4 separate regions of the Homo sapiens genome follow, and all the other regions are linked to region 2. The links are chromatin contacts, found by Hi-C or POLR2A ChIA-PET in ENCODE. All regions are on one chromosome and are shown on one strand. The core of a region is the stretch at or near the end of the contact, and the rest is flanking DNA. Distances in the headings are between cores, read along the strand shown.

The links. Hi-C counts contacts between places; a loop is a spot of excess contacts on that map. ChIA-PET counts read pairs that join two places held with the same protein, here RNA polymerase II (POLR2A). Pooled maps may share reads with other maps.
Region 1: a map of OCI-LY7 shows a loop between it and region 2 (6-fold over the local background). The contact joins two enhancer-like sites. A Hi-C loop is called at or near these places in 1 of 168 maps with a recorded cell type or tissue (OCI-LY7), 10 of 37 single-sample maps with no recorded cell type and 9 of 50 pooled maps. POLR2A ChIA-PET finds 5 or more read pairs at or near these places in 1 of 52 experiments (OCI-LY7).
Region 3: a map with no recorded cell type shows a loop between it and region 2 (9-fold over the local background). The contact joins two enhancer-like sites. A Hi-C loop is called at or near these places in 18 of 37 single-sample maps with no recorded cell type and 7 of 50 pooled maps. POLR2A ChIA-PET finds 5 or more read pairs at or near these places in 1 of 52 experiments (BJ).
Region 4: a map with no recorded cell type shows a loop between it and region 2 (14-fold over the local background). The contact joins two enhancer-like sites. A Hi-C loop is called at or near these places in 3 of 37 single-sample maps with no recorded cell type and 5 of 50 pooled maps. POLR2A ChIA-PET finds 5 or more read pairs at or near these places in 1 of 52 experiments (A673).

Annotation. Positions count from the first base shown.
Region 1 is chr13:50,892,446-50,897,606 of GRCh38, forward strand. The region is part of intron 1 of RNASEH2B-AS1 (RNASEH2B antisense RNA 1); the gene reads right to left. Among named protein-coding and RNA genes, the nearest start is that of RNASEH2B, 15 kb to the right of the region's middle. RefSeq lists enhancers at 1,131-1,670, 1,141-1,290. Within about 2 kb of position 1,251, at least 8 of the 41 ENCODE cell types and tissues checked have a DNase peak (open chromatin) inside an H3K27ac peak, as active enhancers do; they include OCI-LY7, where a contact is called at or near this core.
Region 2 is chr13:50,592,418-50,597,480 of GRCh38, forward strand. No RefSeq gene overlaps it. Among named protein-coding and RNA genes, the nearest start is that of DLEU1-AS1, 68 kb to the left of the region's middle. RefSeq lists a silencer at 2,060-2,259 and an enhancer at 2,360-2,559. Within about 2 kb of position 2,139, at least 3 of the 41 ENCODE cell types and tissues checked have a DNase peak (open chromatin) inside an H3K27ac peak, as active enhancers do; they include OCI-LY7, where a contact is called at or near this core.
Region 3 is chr13:50,235,485-50,240,505 of GRCh38, forward strand. All of the region lies in intron 2 of DLEU1 (deleted in lymphocytic leukemia 1), which reads left to right. LOC124900337 (a long non-coding RNA gene) reads left to right here. Exons shown (of 2, transcript XR_007063796.1): 2 at 1-3,860. Among named protein-coding and RNA genes, the nearest start is that of DLEU2, 110 kb to the left of the region's middle. Within about 2 kb of position 1,592, at least 4 of the 41 ENCODE cell types and tissues checked have a DNase peak (open chromatin) inside an H3K27ac peak, as active enhancers do.
Region 4 is chr13:50,988,482-50,993,621 of GRCh38, forward strand. No RefSeq gene overlaps it. Among named protein-coding and RNA genes, the nearest start is that of RNASEH2B-AS1, 80 kb to the left of the region's middle. Within about 2 kb of position 2,615, at least 12 of the 41 ENCODE cell types and tissues checked have a DNase peak (open chromatin) inside an H3K27ac peak, as active enhancers do.

The DNA.
Region 1 (5,161 bases), core at 1-2,500, 300 kb after region 2:
CTCACTCTGTGAAAGAAATGAGAGTAAAGGAAGGGAAAGAAAATTAAGGAAGGCAGAAGTGAACATGGAAGAGAAAAACAATAAGAAAGAGGAAATAGAAGGGCCATGGTTTTGAAATACAACGCCTGGAAAACAGAAAATGAAAACAGAATAAAGGAATGAAATTGTAAAAGCTATGAAACAAAGTAATGAGAGAAATAAAATCTTAACTCTGAAAAAAATAGATGTGATTTATGACAAATATCAGGAAAGTGACTCAAGAGCATCCTGAAATCTCCTTGATAGTACCGAAGGGAGACCTGGGCTTCTTATGATCACTGACATCTGTAAAATAAGAATGGTAGCTGTAAATTTTGAAACGATGAAAAATAACCTTGTAGCAGGAATCAAAGGGAGAGTTTGATCTAATGTTGGCCAGAATGAGTCAAATACATTCACTTCGCTAAAGTGCTCTGCGTTGGTCAGCCGATTTTTCTTTTTTTTTTTTTTTAAAGTAAAATCTTTTTTTATTATTATTATACTTTAAGTTTTAGGGTACATGTGCACAATGTGCAGGTGAGTTACATATGTATACATGTGCCATGCTGGTGTGCTGCACCCATTAACTCGTCATTTAGCATTTTTCAGATTCTACGAGACCATTCAAATTCCAGCTCTGCTTGATATTCTCTCTCTTTGTAGTGTTGAGACAAAAGCCTTACAAATGTTTGTGTAGAGAAATCAGTGATGTTAAAAAAAGCAATCACTTGTATGAAAAATTCCAAAGACAGCACTAACATGAAATGATGAAAATGCCAAAGATATGAAAAATAAAGACAACTGTTACAAGACGTAACGGCTCTGAGTGTTTGCTTTTATGTGACAGATGTTTTTAACCAAAGCTCAACACTGGCAGTTTGAGTACACTTCTGATTTTAATTTGTGTTCTATCCCCTTTTCGTATTGATGTCTACTCACATCTGTGAAGGCTCTGTAACCTGAATTTGACAGGGGAAAGTGAACAGACTGCTTTTGGAGTGCTTCCATTAAGTCCACATAACAGACTGTTAACAAAAATCTTAAATAGCTATTCTAATCATCAACAGCAATCTTACACAAATTAAATTAGGCCCAAAGGGCCCGATTAACTTTAAAATGCCTTACAGGCATGAAACATAAATTTAACTTATTTTCCCCCTTTGGAGTAGAAAGAGAGTTGTTCAGTGTGACTCAGATGCACAGTTTAAAAAAAAAAAAAGTATGCATGCTGTGAAGACATGGAGACAGGGTTTCATTTTCTTTTTCAGGAAACCACACTTACAGGCATTGAAATTCAGTTAGGCCACAGCCATGCTCCCTGTTTACATGCAAAGTAGATGCATTAAGGTTTTCAAGGTTTTAAAGTAGATGCATTAAGGTAGAGTTTTTGCAGATGGCACAGCTACTCTAATCAGCTCAAGGAAGTCCTATTGCTAAAGAAAGGAGACATATATCAACATGCATTAACATTAAAATGATGCCTTCAGAAGAGGTAAAAGTTGAACTAGAATTTCTGTAGTTCAAACCCACCTATCAAGAAATGGGTTAGATTCATGATTTAAAATTATACCACAAATCAAAGAAAAAATACTTTTTTAAGTGTCTGCTCTTCTTTATTTTAGCCAAATCTCTAGAGGTCTGTCCAAATATATTTCTTGAATTTTCTTGAACTAGCCAGCAGGTTCATCACTTGTGGATTTGCTGTAGTCTCCAATCCTCACAAGTGTTTGATAGCTTTTCTTAGGCAACTTCCTTCCAGCTGCATGGAACATGTAATTTCGGCCCAAGTCAATAGCAGTGAATGAGAAACCCAGATGCCAGGGAAAGGCAGCCTCCCAATAGATAGAAAACACCTGAAACTGGTGATCAGCAGCTTCCGGATAAGATCTCAGGAGTTGGGCCAGTGGGTTCAAGCATGCACACTAAGAGGCAAAATGGCAGAGTTTGACTGGTATATGACCTTCTAGGAGCAATCAACTGGTAAGAGAAGAGTGCTTCAAGTAAGCATGTGTACAACTCCAGTAAACACACTGCGCATGCGGCCCCTCCCAAGCACTAGCACACAAGTGGTCAGCCCACCCCAAGGGAAGAATCAGGGGAGAGGGGACCCAAGACCCTGTAAGTATGTCAGCATATAAAACTCAAAGTCAAAAGGTCAAACTGTGTACTTGATCTCCCAAGTTGCTTGCTTGGCCCTCTTCCAAGTGTACTTTACTCCCTTTCATTCCTGCTCTAAAGCTTTTTAATACACTTTCACCACTGCTCTAAAACTTGCCTCAGTCTCTCACTCTGCCTTATGCCCCTGAGCCAAATTCTTTCTTCTGAGAAGGTAAGAATTGTTGCTGCAGACCTATACAGATTCACCGCCAGTAACACTTTCAGCTCTTACAAGACCATTATAGACACCCGTGCTTGTCAACAACCTCCTGCTCTGATAACCTCAACATAAATTTATTTCATCAAACAGCAGATGCTCTCTTGTCCCACCAGCCCAGACACCAGTGGGTGAGAGTCATGGAAGGTGTTCATTTTCTGCAAAATATTCATTAGTACTTTAGAGAACCAAAGTAATTTTCAGAAAACTACCTATTTTCCAAATACCTCAGAGGAAACTGACCATATCTGGATCACTGGTGATAGAACCTAATTAGGTGAAGCCAATGGCAGTCTTCCATCCCCTGAGATTAGTACAGGGATGGGCACCATAATCCGAGATGAAATAAGCAGAATAAAAACAAGGACTCATATTTCATGTTACATTGTATACCAGGAAGTATATATCCCCCATGGCCACTGGCAGCCATATTGCGAGCACAAGGAGAACCAGTCTTAGGATGAAACTAATGCTGCCCTACCTTTGAAATCCAGTTATGTAGATAAATGTTCTTATTGCATACACAAGCTTGAGTCAGGTATTTTGATTCCTCGTAGGTGAAACTACTTAATTAATTTAAGTGGTCTTATGAGTAATTTGTACTCCAATGTCTCTGAAATTTTCCTAGAATTTAACTACTAATCCCAGGGACTGGGCCAGAAGAAGCTCTAAGTAGTAAACAATATAACTCAATGTTGTCCTCTTTTTCCAGTGCTAGAGCACTGTGGTTGACCCAAGGGTGTGAGCTTCTTTTAGTGGGTTATTCTCCCAAGATAATTCTATCATTATGCAACTAGACTTTTCCTACCCACCTGAAAAATAGGCCCTGTTATACCCTACGATGTCAAGCTAGGCTCATGCTGGAACTCCCAAAACATGAACAAATGTAGTTTTATAAAGTTTGAGCTGAAAAAATGTTGTGTTTTTTTTTTTTTCTTTTAGTTTATTCAGCTTAATCCCCTCTTTTTAGGTAAACCTACAATGGGGAAATGACTTGACTAAGAAAGCAATAGACTAGACCTAGAGATAGGACAGAGCCCAAGGCTTCAGTTCTGTGCTCGACCTGCTGTCCTGGTACACTGAGGCTGAAAACTCATTTCCAGCACCCCTTCTCAATGGCACATGAACATTATATAAACACTGTATAGTTAAGTCGTCTGAATTTTTCATTTTTGCCATATTAGCTGTTATTACTGTTATTGGTGTTTTCTGAGAAATAACTAGCTCACAGTGCTTAGATGCAGTGAAAATCTAAAGGACAAACCATTTGGAAAAGAGTTTAAAGCTCCAAGTTAAGGTTCAGCATCAGTTGTCCTACTGATGTTGAGGTTATCTGATTATACTTAGGCTTCTTAAGCATGTTCTAAAATAATCAAGTAATCAGTTAACAAAACACCCTATATTTTAATATAAAAAAGCACAAATAGCAAGATGAACTTTTATTTTATAAAGAATCCATATTAAATGCTTAATTATGAACGTTGCTGCTAAAGAAGTCTTTGAAATGTCATTTTCAATATATCCTTGACCTACTTAAGAACAGACACTTGTTTCTTTTCTCCATCCTCAAATTTAGAAATCTCTGGCTGATTTTTAAAGCATTTTGTAGATCACATCAAGTTAAAAAGCTTCTGCACAGCAAAGAAAACAATCAACAGAATGAAGAGAAAACCCACAGAAATATTTGCAAACTACCCAACTGACAAGGAATTCATAACCAGGAAATGTAAGGCGCTCAAACAACTTTACAGGAAAAAAATCTAATAACCCAATTTAAAAATAGACAAAAGATCTGAATAGACATTTCTCCAAAGAAGACATGCAAATGGCAAACAGGTGTATGAAAAGGTGCTCAACATCATGATCATTAGAGACATGCAAATCAAAACTACAATGAAATATCATTTCACCCCAGTTAAAGTGGCTTTTATCCAAAACACAGGCAATAACAAATGCTGGCGAGGATGTGCAGAAAAGAGAACACTTACACACTGTTGGTGGGAATGTAAATTAGTACAACCACTGTGGAGAACAGCTTGGAGGTTCCTAAAAAAAGCTGTAAATAAAGCTGCCATATGATCCAGCAATCTCACTGCTGAGTATAGACCCAAAAGAAAGGAAACCAGTATATCAAAGAGATATCTGCACTCCCATATTTATTGCAACACAATTCACAATAGCCAGGATTTGGAAGCAACCTAAGTGTCCATAGACAGATGAATAGATAAAGAAAACGTGGTACATGCACACAATGGAGCATTATTCAACCATAAAAAAGAATGAGATCCTGTCATTTGCAACAACATGGATGGAACCAGAGGTCATTATGTTAAGTGAAATAAGCCAGACACAGAAAGACCAACTTTGCATGTTCTCACTTATTTGTGGGAGCTAAAAATTAAAATCATTGAACTCATGGAGATAGAGAGTAGAAGGATGGCTACTAGAGGCTGTGAAGAGTAGTGGTGGAGGTGGCAGGGAGTGGTGATGGTTAATGGGTACAAAAAAAATGGTTGGAAAGAATGAATAAAACCTAGTATTTTGACAGCACAACAGCATGACTATAGTCAATAATGATTTTATTGTACATTTAAAAACAACTGAAAGAGGATGATTGGATTGTTTGTAGCACAAAGGATAAATGCTTGAGGTGATAGATACTCCATTTACTTTGATGTGATTATTACACATTGCATGCCTGTATCAAAATACCCCATAAATATATACACTTATGTACCCACGAAAATTAAAAATTTAAAAATAAATAAA
Region 2 (5,063 bases), core at 889-3,388:
AGCCAGTAACATAGTTATTTATTATCATTATCAGATATTACATGCTGTACATAATCACATTTGTTATATTTTATAGAAGGCCAGCATAGTAGGTTGGTATACACCAGCATTACCACAAAAACCTGAGTAATGCATTGTACTACAATGTCATAATGGCTATGATGTCACTAGATAGGAATTTTTCAGCTCCATTATAATCTTGTGGGAGCATCATTATATATGTAGTTCATCATTGACCAAGACGTTATTATGTGATGCAATTTATACATAAATGCTTACATCTTTTTAAAAAAATGTAACTTAGCAGTATATCTTAAAGATTGTTCACTGCAGAAACTGTGGTTTCATTTATTTATAGCTGTATGGTATTCTGTAGTATGGATGTGCATGCCTACAATCTCCTGTCTGTAATTCCTAAAATTAAAAACAAAACAAAACAAACCTCTGTGAACCAAATAGCAAACTCATTTGGTGGCAAAACGTGACTTAGACTGATACAAGGACTGATATATAAGGTTCAATGCCCCATATGAGCTTTCTAAATTTCAAAACATTCTGACATGCAAACCACATCAAAACCCAGGGTTTCAAATAAAAAATTGTGGAGCTGAACTGTAATTCATTTAACTAGACCCTTGTTGACTGGCATTTGGATTTCTAAAAGTACTTTTTGCTATTACAGTGTGGTAGTAAATAATGTTGTATGTCACTTCACACCTGTAAAATAACATACATAGGATTAATTTCTAGAATTGGGATTTCTAGGTCAAAGAGTAAATGCATTTGCAATTTTGACATATTTGGCTAAATTATCCTCTGTAAAGGTTTTATATCTTCTCACCCCTCATAAGCTTATTCCCCCAACATTCTTCTTTTTCAGTCTTTCCATTTGAGAGGAGTAAGCATCTTTTCATACTTTAAATGGCTACATTCAGTTCATTTTCTGTGAGCTGTTCGTTTATTTATTTTGCTCATTTTTTACATTGGATTGTTGAAGTTTTTTTTAGTGATTTGTCAGAGTTCTTTATGTATAAAGGAAATGAATCCCTTGTGATACAATCTGCAATTTTTTTCTAGTTGACTTGCTTTCAACTTACTTGTGGTGGCTTTTGCTGTTGGGTTTATTTGTAGACTTATTTATTTATTTGTTTTCTCTCTCTGCAGACAACTTTCCTTCAGACTATGTGTTTTTTTAACTCCATATGTGGCATAATCTATTCTGATTTTTCTAAAGAAAGAGAAAGAAGTAAAGGATGCAGGGCAAAAAGCTATCCATATGATTTAGGTCTTAGGAGACTCAGGAAATTGATAGGCAACATTGAACATTTTAAATTCAGCACTTACTAAGGGTTTTGTGTTAAGTTTTTGTATCTATCTATAACAATAGCAACTTTCATTAGTGCATAGTACAATAATAGAATATATATATCTTAAAAACAATTTTGTTTTTTGTCTCAGTCAGAAAGCACAACCGTGTGCACAGTCACCTAACCATGTCTATTCCCTGTCTCTTGCTTTCCTTTTTCAAAGCATGTTTTGCTCTGTGGGTGTGCATGCCTGTGCGTGTGTTTTGTTTTTAAAGACATTGCTCATGTGCATAGTGCAAAGGTCATTAAAGAGAAAATTTGATTAGTTATTAAGTATGTTGTAAATATATTGGTATTGAAGACTATTTATTATATTTCCAAAGAAAAGATAAATGTTTCAAATACTTTAAGATAAAGAAGACTTCTGTTGAAATCCCCAATTAACTTTAAACTTTTCAAATCAGCAATCAGAATGAAAGGTGGTTAACCATCTGACATTTTGGCAATCTTGTGACATATACCGTAGTAAAGGCCAAAAAAACTGGAATTGAGTTTCATGAGAGGGAACAGATTCTAAGATTCGAGTGCAGAGGTGCCTGCATTATTCGAGTGCAGAGGTGCCTGCATTATTGTGGCTCTATTTGCTGTCTATTTCACTTGCCTATGCTTTGGGCCAGTGTAGGCCTCTTCTCTTTTCACTTTAAGCCTGTGGTTAATTTTCAAGTAAGAGGGCCCCATGGGGTGAGGCCCAGAGGAGGCGAAGGCTGGGGGTAGGTCAGGCGGGGGCGGGTGGGGGGGGGCCTGCAGACCACAGCCTCTGTTTATCCGCAGTGCAGGTGCAAGGCAGTGGCGGGAAGGCGGTGCCCCTGGGACTTCTCCCAATCAATCACCCCACCTAGGCCACCGGGTGGCCCCTTGGGGCTGCCTCACACAAAGTGCAGCCTTTCTCTGACATCCCAAACAGGCAGAGAGGCCAGAGTTCACAGAGAGCAGGGCTTTCACTACTTGGCTGTTTTTAAAATGTAGTCAAGTTAAACTGCAGGGAGAGTCCCAAATGGTAAAAATCTAAATAGTCTCACTTTCAGTCCATCTCCCTGCTCCCTGGAGCTGCTCTGACCTTACCTTCGATTTCCTGTCTTGAGCCTCCCCTCTCCATTTGAGGGGGTCACTGTTGTTTTTTCCCTCCTGTGAAACTCCTGCTTAGCTTCCAGCCTTTGGAGAAAGTGCTTAATATTTTCAGCAGTGGAGACTTCCTTTGCAGGCTTCAGAAAGACAATTTTCTTCGGGGAAGAAAGAAAGTGAGACCATAGCCAATGCAGCAGCTGACAGCCTCTAGCCAGACAGATGTTAGAGGAGGCAGAAGTGAGGAAAGATACAATATACTTTGGGGAATTTGTTAATCTGAAATTATTAATTATACTCTTGCTAAAGGCATTGTATTAAAAATCGGGCAACAAGAGAAAGAAGTAGAGATGCAGTTTCTACAATTCAGTTCACAATATACTTGAAAAGATCAAATAATGGCACATCAAAAGTAGAAACAGTAAATGGGTTAGCTCGGGGTTTAAATCCTAGTGCTGCTAGTTCATAGCTATATGACCCTGGCAAATTGCTTAACCTCTCTGAGCCTCTATTTTCTCATGAGTAAAGTGGAGATAGTGAGAGTATATACCTCCTAGGATTGCCCTGAGGATTAAATGAGATAAGTATGTAAAGTGCATGTCACTGGACTTGGCCTTCAGCAAGACTTAGTGAATGTGAGTGTTCATTGGTACAAACTCTGTATATGTTACAAGAGTACACAGTAGGACTCCTAGGAGTTCAGAAACGGGCAGGGCCCCCGTGGCTGGGATGATCAGAGAGAAGCTGCCACGAGGGGAGAAAGATTTGGCTTGAGTCAGAGAAAAGTAAAAGAACTTATATATGTGGAGGATTTTAGCTGAGGGGATGGCAAGTGGGTGGTACTGAGGCTCCCACGGCCTCCCCATTTTATGTGAACAAGATGAACTTCACTATTATCATGTTATATATTGGGGGGCCAGGGTCTTCCAAGTAAGACTTGGTGTGAAGAAGCTTTTTGTTCACACACACACACACAAATTGAAAACCAATGACTTGCTTAAAGGCAACTGGTGGATGAGACAAGAGCAGTATCTGAAAAGAAGATTTACATTCCCTAATGTGCATTTGTTCAGGGAGTCATTTGATAAACTTACCGAGGACCTCTTATGTTCTAGGTAAGAGGTGGAGGACACAAAGATCACTGAGATACTGTGGCTCCTGCTCCCGGCTTCTACTCGTGGGACAGTCAGCCACTTAAGTGAACATAAGATGAGCAAAGGGTGCCTGGGGCCATCACACTGAGCAAAGAGCCATCGGGGCCATCACATTTGCCAGGAGCACAAGGGTGGAAACTGAAAGGCTTCACTGATAGAAGTGACATGTGGGCTATGTGGCTGAGTGATGCATGCTGCCTCTTTATGTTTCAGGATATCAAGCAGTGTCTTGTCCCCTCCAAAGATGCACTTGAGGGGCTCCCCTCTGTCAAAGCGATGGGGCAGGCAGTGTGCAGGAGGAAGAAAGGCTAGACTCAGCCACAGGACCCCAAGTGTGAGCAGGGGAGCCACAGCAGTGCCCTCAGCAGAGCCTTGCTGGGAGCCTCCACCTGCAGAGGTAAAGTGCAGCTGGAGCTGAGCCCCTGGGAGGAAGGCAGACCAAGGCTTTTCTGGAAGACTCCTTGGGGCTGCTTTCAAGAGTTGCTCTGGATTAGCCTTTTCTGCCTTCTTTTTGCTTTAACAACTGTACAATCCCTGTGCTAGAAGAGCCCTCTGTGGCCATGGAAGCGCCTAAGTGCAGGATCAAAGGGTTTGCTGGTCAGGTGAAGGGACTCAACAATATGAACAAAATTAGGCGCATTTAGTTCCTTTTTGGGACTCCTAACTTTTCATTTTCATATGGCTGCGGAGGGCATGCCTAGCATATCTGTGGAACCAGGGTGCCTGTGGAGAATGGATGCATAATAAACGTTTGGACCATGGAGTGAAATAAGCCAAATAGGGCATAGCTTCATAATTAAATTCACAGATGAAACCTGATGGAGATAGGATCTGGGAACACCAGCGACAATTGAGAAACTGCCCCAGAGGGATAGAGGGGAAAGGGACTAGCTGTATAGGCAGGAAATAACAACTTGAGGTTTGACCTTGAACAATGGAAGGCTAATTCACCTGGGCTGACATAATTGAAAACACAGATATACAGCACAGAAAAGGCACATGGAAATGTAAACCGTTGATAAGAGCTTGGGGAGAGTAAGTAGCAAATTGGATTGCAGATTAAATCAGGGCAAGGTTGCAAATTACTCAACTCCAGTGAGGGGTCTGCTAGACTTACAGCCCTGCTTGGCTCCACTGTGAGCTGGTGCAGGCAAAGGAAAGGCTGGGACATCATAAGATAGGGACCCAGGGCTTCTTCCTTCACCAATGCACAGAGGAACACAGGCAAGAGCTAATAGCAGGGAGGTCACTGATTGGTGTGGGCCTGTGTCTCTCTTGGCTTAAATAAAGTGGGAAAGAACACTTTGCCTTACATGCAAGATCCTCTGGGATGAGGTGGGGTAGGGAGGCTTCAGAGAGGAGGCTGGGGAGCTGATGTAGGTGATGGGGACATAGGTCAGGAAAGGAATTTGCATTTAGAACGAAACGTGGCACATGGTGGCACTCAATTTGTGTTAACTGCCACCAACCTCAACTCGCC
Region 3 (5,021 bases), core at 342-2,841, 360 kb before region 2:
TATAGTAGAAATAGCTTCTCTGGGATTAATTTTATGGTTTGTAGTTTTGTTGCACTATGTATGGGTGGCATGTTGAAGGAAAACCCTGAAGGCCTAGATTCCAGTCCCACTTTCGCCACTCATTACTTCTGTGACATTGGCCCAGACACTTTGACTTCTCTGGATCTCATTTCCTACTTGTAAAACAGGGACAATAATGCTGTCCTTCTCATGCACATGGTTGTTATTTGCATTAAATGAGATAATGGGCATGAAAGCAATGGAAAACTCTTAAGGTACTCTACAAATATAGAATATAATCATTTTGAAAGCACCTGGCTTTGTAGACAACTGCGTGAACTAATGTATATTGATCAAGACATGTGTCTCGTTAGGTAAAAACTGAAAGTAAAACTCATACACTTAAGATGTGAAAATAAACTCAGCATCTGGCGTAACACTAATTTCAAAAAGTAGTATATTAATTTCAAGTAGGAAATTAAAACAATAAAACTGTGATGTGAAAAATGTTCAACATTGATGCCTCTGACCTACTTCTGATGTCCAACATATTTACAATTCTCCCGAAGACATTTCTATTAGGTTAAAACCCATTAGTATTTGTGAACAAACACAGAGTTTCTACCATTCACTGGGCACTATTAGGTACTAGGTGTCCGGGGATATTTCTATTGCTGTTCTTAGCTCTATTGTTGGTTTACTTGGCCAGTGGTTGCTAGCTTTGCCAGTGTGTGTGTGTTTGTGTGTGTGTGTTACTTATCACAAGTTTCGTTAGCTTGACAAAGAGCTGTGTATATTCATTTACATGACAAATACTTTTTTTGGATTAGCAACTCTAATAAGTACAGGGTATTTAGAAACTGTGTGTGTGTTTTTCTACCTGCAGTCGTAGTCTTAAGTATGTTTCTTAATAGCTATTGAACATAAGTTTAATATTAGCTGGATGAATAAAGTATTAGTTACTGTATTCTCTTAAAAATAGACGTAGCTTTGTTACAGCACAGAAAACTGAGCTGACCTCTTACTAGATTGGCTAAAATGAATTCTGATTAAACATTTTGTAATGGTTTATAAAGTTCGCTTCTCTACAGTATATTAAAAGATTTGTTTAAATGTTGACTGTAAGTTTGGTAAAAATGACAAAGCGGTAAAAATGACATTTGGTAAAAATGACAAGGCTTACACTTTTTGATGATGTTCATTTTCCCCAAAAGTACAGCTAAAGCTTTATCCATTATAATGAGAGTTCAGAAAAGGCAAATGACCACCTCTTTTTTTAAACCAATATGTCTTTGTGCAGTAATTTTCTTGTGGCAAGTGGCATAATCTGGGCGAAGGTAGTGATAAAACTCAGATATATTTCAAGAAAGCGAGTAAACACACTAATGACAATATTCGTATATTACATGCATCTGCTGCTTATGTACTTAAAAAAACTAAATAGGAAAATCTTACTCATCTCTGTAGAAAAACAGGGTAGAGATTACAACTTGGGGACTTCGTGATATTTTGTCTGTGTGCAGTTTGTCAGAAGGCAATTTATCTAAAGCTGGAAAAGGATATGGTTTGGCTGACTAAACTGTGTAGTGATACGAGTGATACGTAATGATAAAAATGCTTAGGGGAATTTTCGGGGCGCTCAAGTCAAGTGTACAGTGCTGTGTGGGTGTAAAAACCAGACTTCTCTCTCTGTGAAAGTTGCTGACATTTTATACCACATGCTGGACCGTTAAATCACAATTTACGTGGTCACTTGTAAATACGCCTGGTGGTGGAGGGCGAGCTTGTTTGTGCACACTTTGACATGCTTCCCTGTTGTGTGCCTCTCCCCTTTTTAAATTGCACTGGATACTTTTGTTCTGGAATCCTTGGCTGTCTAACCTGAAAGCAGTTTGGGTGAGAACTCTGGAACTGATTTATTTTCATAGGTGCTCCCTGAGGGGAGGTTTGAAGGATAATGCAGAAAAGCAAGCCTTCCAATCCTCCAACTAAAGTTCTCTAACTTGCTATTAACATGATTTCAGGCTTGCTAGAGTGCCCGAAATTCTGACATGAAGGGATTCCTTCTTCCACCACTGGGATTTGGAAGTCCCTAGGATGTTTGAATGGGGCATATTATTTAAACTCATTTTCAGTCTCCTCATTGGTAAAATGGGGCTACTCATACTTATCAAAGAGGGTTTTTGTGGAGATCAAATGAGACAATGCAAGTCACTTACTTGATATATGCTTAATAGTGACAAACATAGTGATATATATATATTAATAGTGATAGTTATTGCAATTTTTCTTTTTGTTAGGGGGAAGAGGAGGACAAACAGGCCTTTAACATGGTGGAGAATTTGTTTCCCTTCCAAATACAGTTGGAGGATTACAGAATTGATGCTCAAAGAGAAGGCTTTGCTTTCATTGCTTAAGAGGGTTTCTTGGAGAGGTTCAGCAAGAGAAACACAAAATGAGATGTAGAAAGGGGATGGGGAAGGAGACTGCATACTAATGTGTTTCATTTCCAAGTGCTTTAACTTTTCTAAGCACTAAGTCATCTGCTAACTTGTCTTCATAATATATGGGTAAAGTTGGCAGGGTGGGTATCCCTTTCTACGGGTGAGGAAACTGGAGTGTGGACAGATAAACTCACCTGTTGTCACACAACAAATCAGTGGTACAGTTGGGATTAGGACCCATGTCTCATACTCTGAGCACAGCAGTCTCTCTATTAGGTGACATTCTCAGAGTTCAATAATTTCTTTCACAGTTTTGTGTTCAGACCTGGGGTCCCCATTGCTGAGCCTATTATTGGCACCTTACAAAATATCACATATGAGAAAGGTTGTAGTCTCTTGGTCCAAAGGACTACTTTCACCTGGAGATGGTTGGAGTTGTAGTATCTGAGTTAGATAAGTTTTCACTTCACGGTCATGGGTGGAGGTCTTTCTTGGACTTGGGCCAGGAAGAATCACTGACCAGGAAGGTCACACAAGGCCTGAGTCCTTTCTAACACCATCTGTGCACTGTATTTCAGGGCCTAGTGGCTGCATTGAAAGGAATGGAAAGTAGTTGCTGGTTATGTTGAGAAATATCAGGAAAGTGTGATGCCTTTCTCCTGTATTCCCTCTTCCCTCCCTCATTTTTTCACTTTATTGATAAAAATAATCCCAAAAGATCAGAGAGGGGTTCTATAGGTGTTAAACCACTGTGTTATGACTTGAACTACAAAGCCCTTGGGGGCATTCAATTTCCTCATGTTTTGGGGTAGCAGCAAAATTTAATTTTAGGTAGAAAAGGGTTAACTTAGGGGCAATGTAATTCCCAAATTATCAGTGTGAAAATCATCTAACTGTATGTGAAAAATCCAATAATGTTAAAGGTAATTATCTGGGAAAGTAAAAATAATACACAGGTCTTTGGCCAGAAATAAGGATTTGGAACATTTCTCTATGCATAGAGAGTTCTCTAGTAGGCAAATTTAGATTCATGTCAGTCATTAAAGGTCCCTGTGAAGTATTTAGTTTATCAATTTAGCGCTACATTTTTCTACAAAGAAGAGTTGGAGTGGTTTAGGTAAGAACACAGATATGCTAAAACCAAACCAGATGAACCCAAGACAGAAACTAGAAAGAAGGCAGAAGGAGAGGATGAAGATGTAGCAGTGAGAAGCCTGTTGGAGGAAAGTTTGAGTCAGTGAATGTAAGCACTTTAGCTTCCTTGTGGCCTGGAGAGCAGGTATTTTTTGGCTATTTTCTTTTTTTATACATGTATCTCCAGCACTAGAAGAGTGCCTGACCTGTAGTTGCTCAATCAATACTTGCTGAATAAAAATATATGAAAATCTGTCAAATAAAGGGTTTAAAAAAGCTGGACTAAAATGTTGAAAATGATTAAAGCTGGGTGATGGGTTCATGGGAGTCTACTAGACTATTCTCCTCTACATTTGTGTGTGATTGAGAAATTTTATAACAAAAGCTTAAAAAAATAACAAAGAAGACTAGACACTGTAATCACTGGAAATAACCAGACATTAAAAAATCTTTGTTTCCCTTTTTGTTACAGGGCAAGCAAGTAAAAAGACATTTTATATTACTAAACACTATCATATGCTAGACAGTAGTAAAACTATAGTCCCCAAGTTTATCTTTGAAGGACTCCAATGGCAAGATTTTTAATAAACAAAGCTGATCATCTCATCTGTATCATTATTTCTTATTATCACTCTATTATCATGGACTCCCAGGAATCTTGGAGATGAATTTGTTCACCTCCTCTAAGAGGAATCATCATCATTGTCCACTCCCTGTCAGCACTTTTTTTTGAGATGGAGTTTTACTCTTGTTGTCCAGGTTGGAGTGCAATGGCATGATCTGAGCTCACTGCAACCTCTGCCTCCTTGGTTCAAGTGATTCTCCTGCCTCAGCCTCCCGAGTAGCTGGGCCTACAGGCACGTGCCACCACGCCTGGCTAATTTTTGTACTTTTAGTAGAGTCAGGGTTTCACCATGTTGGCCAGGCTGGTCTTGAGCTCTTGACCTCAGGAGATCCGCCCGCCTCAGACTCCCAAAGTGCTGGGATTACAGACTTGAGCCACCGCACCCGGCCCACTATTTTTTTTTTTTTTTTTTTTTTTTTTTGGAGACAGAGTCTTGCTCTTTCACCAAGACTGGAGTGCAGAGGCACAATCTTGGCTTACTGCAACCTTCACCCCCTGGGTTCAAGCAATTCTCCTGCCTCAGCCTCCTGAGTAGCTGAGATTACAGGCACTTGCCACAATGCCTGGCTAATTTTTATATTTTCTAGTAGAGACGGGGTTTTGCCACGTTGACCAGGCTTGTCTTGAACTCCTGAGCTCAAGTGATACTCCAGCCTGGGCCTCTTAAAATGCTGGGATTACAGGCATGAGCCACTGTGCCCGACCCCTGTCAGCAGTTTTGCTCTTCCCCTCTCTCCCTCCAGGCCAGAGGCCATGATCTACATCCAACTTCTCTGCAAATTCCTGAACTCTGACTCGATTGTCCCTGTCAATCCTGC
Region 4 (5,140 bases), core at 1,365-3,864, 400 kb after region 2:
TTAACCAATTGTATGACATCAGCTATGACATGTATTTTGAGGGCCGTTGACCTCGATTTTTGTTCTTGAGATTTTTTGTGTGTGTGTGTGTGACGAAGTTTTGCTCGTCACCCAGGCTGGAGTGCAATGATGCGATCTCGGCTCACCGCAACCTCCACCTCCAGGGTTCAAGCGATTCTCCTGCCTCAGACTCCCGGGTAGCTGGGATTACAGGCATGTGCCACCACGCCCGGCTAATTTTTTGTATTTTTAGTAGAGACGGGGTTTCTCCATGTTGGTCAGGCTGGTCTCAAACTCCCAACTTCAGGTGATCTGCCCGCCTCGGCCTCCCAAAGTGCTGGGATTACAGGCGTGAGCCACCGCGCCCATCCTCTTCAGATTTTTTAATGCTGGCCTTGAATTGGTTTTCCCGTTTTCTTCTCTCTGTTTTGATTCCCTTCATTCTTTAGTGTTTGGTCTCTGTGGAACAAGAGTTGTTCATTCTGACTATCCCAGACCTTGCATCAGCCCTCCCATGGCTTGATGTTCCTGTTGTTTTCTTGAGCTCTCGAGTGATCCGTTCTTGAGTGAGCTATGACTTTGTCTCTTTCGTGCTTTTCCCTAGTATTTGAATCCTTTTAATTAAGGTGTTTATTGGAAAGGATACTTTAATAGTACTTTTTGTTTTTGTAACGCAAGTTTATTATGCTAATGCTTTCAAACCAATGTGTTCAATAGAGATGAAAAAAGAAAACTAATTCCTCCATAAGCATGTTTATTTTTTTTTCCTCACCTAAGACAAAGCTAATGCTCTAAAAGGTTGTGAGTCTCCTTACTTATGTCTTTACCCTTGGACAAGGTAAAACAAGTTATAATGGAGGGTGTTGTGGGTGTGACTGATGTTTATTAGTCCCTAGCAAATTAGTAGATGTTTTGTCTCCTGATACCTCTGGCTTTGATTCATGTTTGCTCACTACAGAGGGGCCTCATGGACTTTCAGGATGGCACTCATTCATCGGAGAAAGCATTGGAGATTAGTACATAAATCTGTTGTATTTATTTTATCATTTGTTTGGTTTAAAACATACTTTTCCTGAGGGATAAAACGTCCTCCCTTTTTTCTGTGTTCTAATTGGCATCAGCTTCCGTGTATTTCAAGGCAGCTGCTTAGTGAGGAAGCGCAGGGGGCGCTGAAGTCCAAACACACCCTCGCCTGCTCCCTGACTCCTCCACAATAGAAGAGAGCAATGACCAGTAGTTGGAGGCACTTTACTTTTTTATAAAATAAACTAATGTAAACCCAGCTTTGGACACATTGAATAATGACCCTTTTTCAGGCTCCAAATGAACTGTCTGTTTAAACAGCTGGATATGTCAGGGAAAAAAATCAAGTTTTAACTTTTATTAGATCTCTCCTGTTTAGTTCACACCAACTATATGTGTCTGTCATGATGAGAGTGCTTTATACAGGGTGTGAGTGAGTAGTTACCTTTCTTCCTGCTGGAACATTGGAGAGGACCGGGGCCCAGTGGCTGAGAGCTAAGGTCAGAGTTAGGCAGAGCTAGGTCTGAAGGCCACTTCTTCCACTTAGCCCCAAGCCTCAGTTTCCCCTCTGTGAAACAAGGATAATAATACTATATACGTCACACTCACGGGACTATAAGAGGCCACCTATGGAGAATAATTAGCTGGGTGCTTGATGCAAAACAAGCATCAACCAACAATAGCCACAATGATATAGTTACCATGTTTTTCAGTTTGAGTTCCCAGGTGGATACCACTGATATTAGATAACACTGATATTACACACCACTGGTATCTGTAGATACCACTGTGGTTAGCTAACAGTGAATGTAGACACGACAGTGCTTCATCAGGTAGACATCAGACTTGGAACATGCCTCCATCTTTCTCCAACCAGAACCCCTGCGAGGGGGAAACAGAGCAAGTTAAAATACTGCAAAGCTTTGCATTTAGAAACCGGAAAACAGATGCACAGAGCAGTCTGCCTCTGTGTAAATGCACATTGTAATCAGTTTTCTAACGCTGCCTTTACAAGGATGAGTTAAGTGGTTCGTTGACATATCATTATCACATTCTGAAGATAAACAGCCACAGGATCTATGAACTCTCATCAGGCAGTTAATTATTCTTGAATTTTTCTGCACTCTTGAAACATATTCTATTTATTTAACCGTCCCCTGGGAGCCCTGGTCGCCTTTGTCCCTGCCACACGGCCAGTGGTGTAAAACCTCTGCATCTGTCAGATTTCTCCATGTGGAGCGTAATTGCCTGATTTCCATTTGAAAGTACAGCCCTGACATTAAAATGACATAGACCCACCAATGATAACAATGGCTTCCTGACACCTACCAGAGGAGAGGGGGCGAGGGGGCATAATGCAGGAATAAATAAGTGCATGAATGAACGCTCGCCTTCACGGGGCCAGGTCTGAATTTACAGCTGCAGATGAAGTGTTCCTTGGGAGCAAACAAAAAGAAAGAATGAAAGAATAAAAGAAAAAGAAACCAATAGATTAGCATCCGCGTGAGTCTGTTGGAGCCAGATGGCTCTCTGTGGAGAGCGAGCTGGCCTGCTTTCTCCCAGTAACCCTGACCAGCAGACAGCAAGCCCGCTACACGGGGAGAGAAATGATCTCATTCCTCAGCCGGGCACGTGAGCCGCCTTCTTTCTCTCACACACAACTCGAGCTGAAGGGGAGTTGGAAAAGAGAGAAAGGGTGAAAAAGAAAGGGCGGGGGAGAACGGGTGATTGTAAAGAACAAGCAGGTCCTCGTAGCCCAGAGGAAGAGTGAGACTCCAGGCCTTGGCCAGCCCTGAGCGTCCAAGAACTGTCTCCAGATGTCCACGAAGGAGAAGACAGGGAGACAGAGGGGACACCCGACACATTGTTGTCTCCTCCACACACATCCGTGAACTTCACCTCCACGATCCAATGTTGCCTGGAAGGCTTGATGTGGAGAGGCTGAGAGGAGGGGCGCAGGCTGCTGTAGAGGCCATGGGATTAAGTTCTGTGCCCCACTGGAAAGGGGCAGTGAACAATGTTTTCAATTCTTCCTAATGACAATGTCTGCCTGTCTCTGTGGGCCACAGGCGAATGAGTCTGTCAGTCCTCAGCCTGCAGGACCAGCCATCTGCTGGGATCCTGGTCTGCCATGCTCCTGAACAGGTGCCTGAGATGGAGGCAGCTGGAGTAAGGGGGCAGTCAAATGAAACTGACAGGTTGTAGGTGTGGGAGGGCTCCTATCCTTGAAGATTCTGAGGCTGAGAGGGGCTTGGTCTGGGGTCATTCTGCCTGCTCTGCTGAGCAAAGCATTCACTGCTTGTAAACAAGTCTGTTGTCTGGAGTGACAGCCACACGTGGGGGTTGGTGGACATCAGACAGACCACCAGATGCTGGTGTTAGAGCCTAGCACTTGCAGATGTGTGCAGAGGTGCAGGCCTCCTTCAAGTGAATCTGCCCTCTTAGTGAGTGTTCACACACCCAGCTTGGTACCAGGGCTCCTGAGGCCTCCAACCCAGAGAAGCAGACTAAGAGAGAATGAAGGTGCCCGTGCGAGTGAGTGCTGGGGGCTCACAGAGCACTTCATCAGCCTGGCTAGGTTGCTTGGGCACCTGAAGCTTGTCTCCAGCAGTGTTTACTCAAAAGAATAAATAGTTTCCAGGGTGACACCAAATGCGGGGAGATGTAGTCATTCCTTTAAAGCTGGAAACTATTATTTTACTCCTAATAAATATTGAGCAAAATTCTCTTCATTTTCAGCCCAGGATGAGAGCACCTGCTTCACAATTCCTGGCAGTTGTCGGTACAAATGAACATTAAGCTGGCATATTCTATCAGGGCCAAGGAAGCAAAGCAAGCTGCCAGCTGGGGGCTAAAACCACAGGCTCTGGCTTTTCTTCTTTCTAAAAATGAAACAGAAAGCCACCACCCCACCAACTGTTTTGCTCTTTATCTCCCAGGCAATGCTACCACATAACAGGGTTCCTCGTTCTGTATGGGATTCTCACTCACAGCAGAGCTAAGGATTTCAAAGGAAACCGTATCACTAAAGTAACAAGAGCGTGAGCTCCAACATCGTTCCTTGCCTCCACTTAAGCAGGGAGATCAGTCACTCAATAGGAGCATTTAAGAAAATTTTAAAATGCTAGCATTTAAGGAGCACTTACCAAAGTGTCGGCCCTGCCTCTAAGCGTTTTGTGGACATCTCAGGTAATCTTCATGACAACCCTATGCAGCAGGTTCTCTGATTACCCTTATTTTACAAATAGGATGCCAAGTCCCAGAGATGTTAAGCAACTTTGCCAAAGTTGCACAGCTAGTCCCGGGTCCATACCACCAGGCTTTCCCACCTCTTTTGATGGTGTAATAACTGAGCTTTAGGCTCCCTATTTTGGCTGCTCACCAGTGGTGCCATCTTGGGCTACTAAGTCTCCCTGAGTTCCCATTTCCTTGTCTGTCAAGTAAGGACTGGAATAGTGGTCTTATAGGGTTGCTGTCAGGAGCAGAAGTAATGTGTAACATACATGCATGCAGGGCCAGTGCCCGGCACATGTTTGAGGCTCCATAAATGTTAGTACAGATGGTCCCCTGATGGTTTGATTTAACAGTTTTTCAACTCTACAGTGGGTTTGTTGGGAAGTAATCCTGTCGTGTGTCAAGGAGCATCTGAGTTAAGCTAGTTTGATTTACAGTTTCAACTTTACCATGGGTTTATCAGGATATAAACATTTTATCAGGATATAAACCTGATGCATTTTTGTATTTTCAGCTTACAATGGGTTTATCTGGACAGAACCCTCATCGTAAGTGGAGGAGCATCTGTGGTTATTACTACTGTAAGCATTGTCATTATCTTTGTGCTCTTAGATTTCACTGAATTCTCACACGCACACATGCACACATAAAACTATGAGGTAGGTGGGGCAGCTGTCACTAACCCCATTTTATAGCTGGTGTATCAGGTGGTAAAGCTTGGGCAAGAACCCCCATCTCTTGACTCTGCACTTTGTCTAATCTGAGCTTGCTGTTTCCCGCTGGACTGCAGGTCACACCTGTCCATTTCTAGACACCAAACACAGTTGCTGTCTAGAAAGATTGCAGCAAGGAATTCAACCCTTGTCACTTTCCCTTTGTCTCC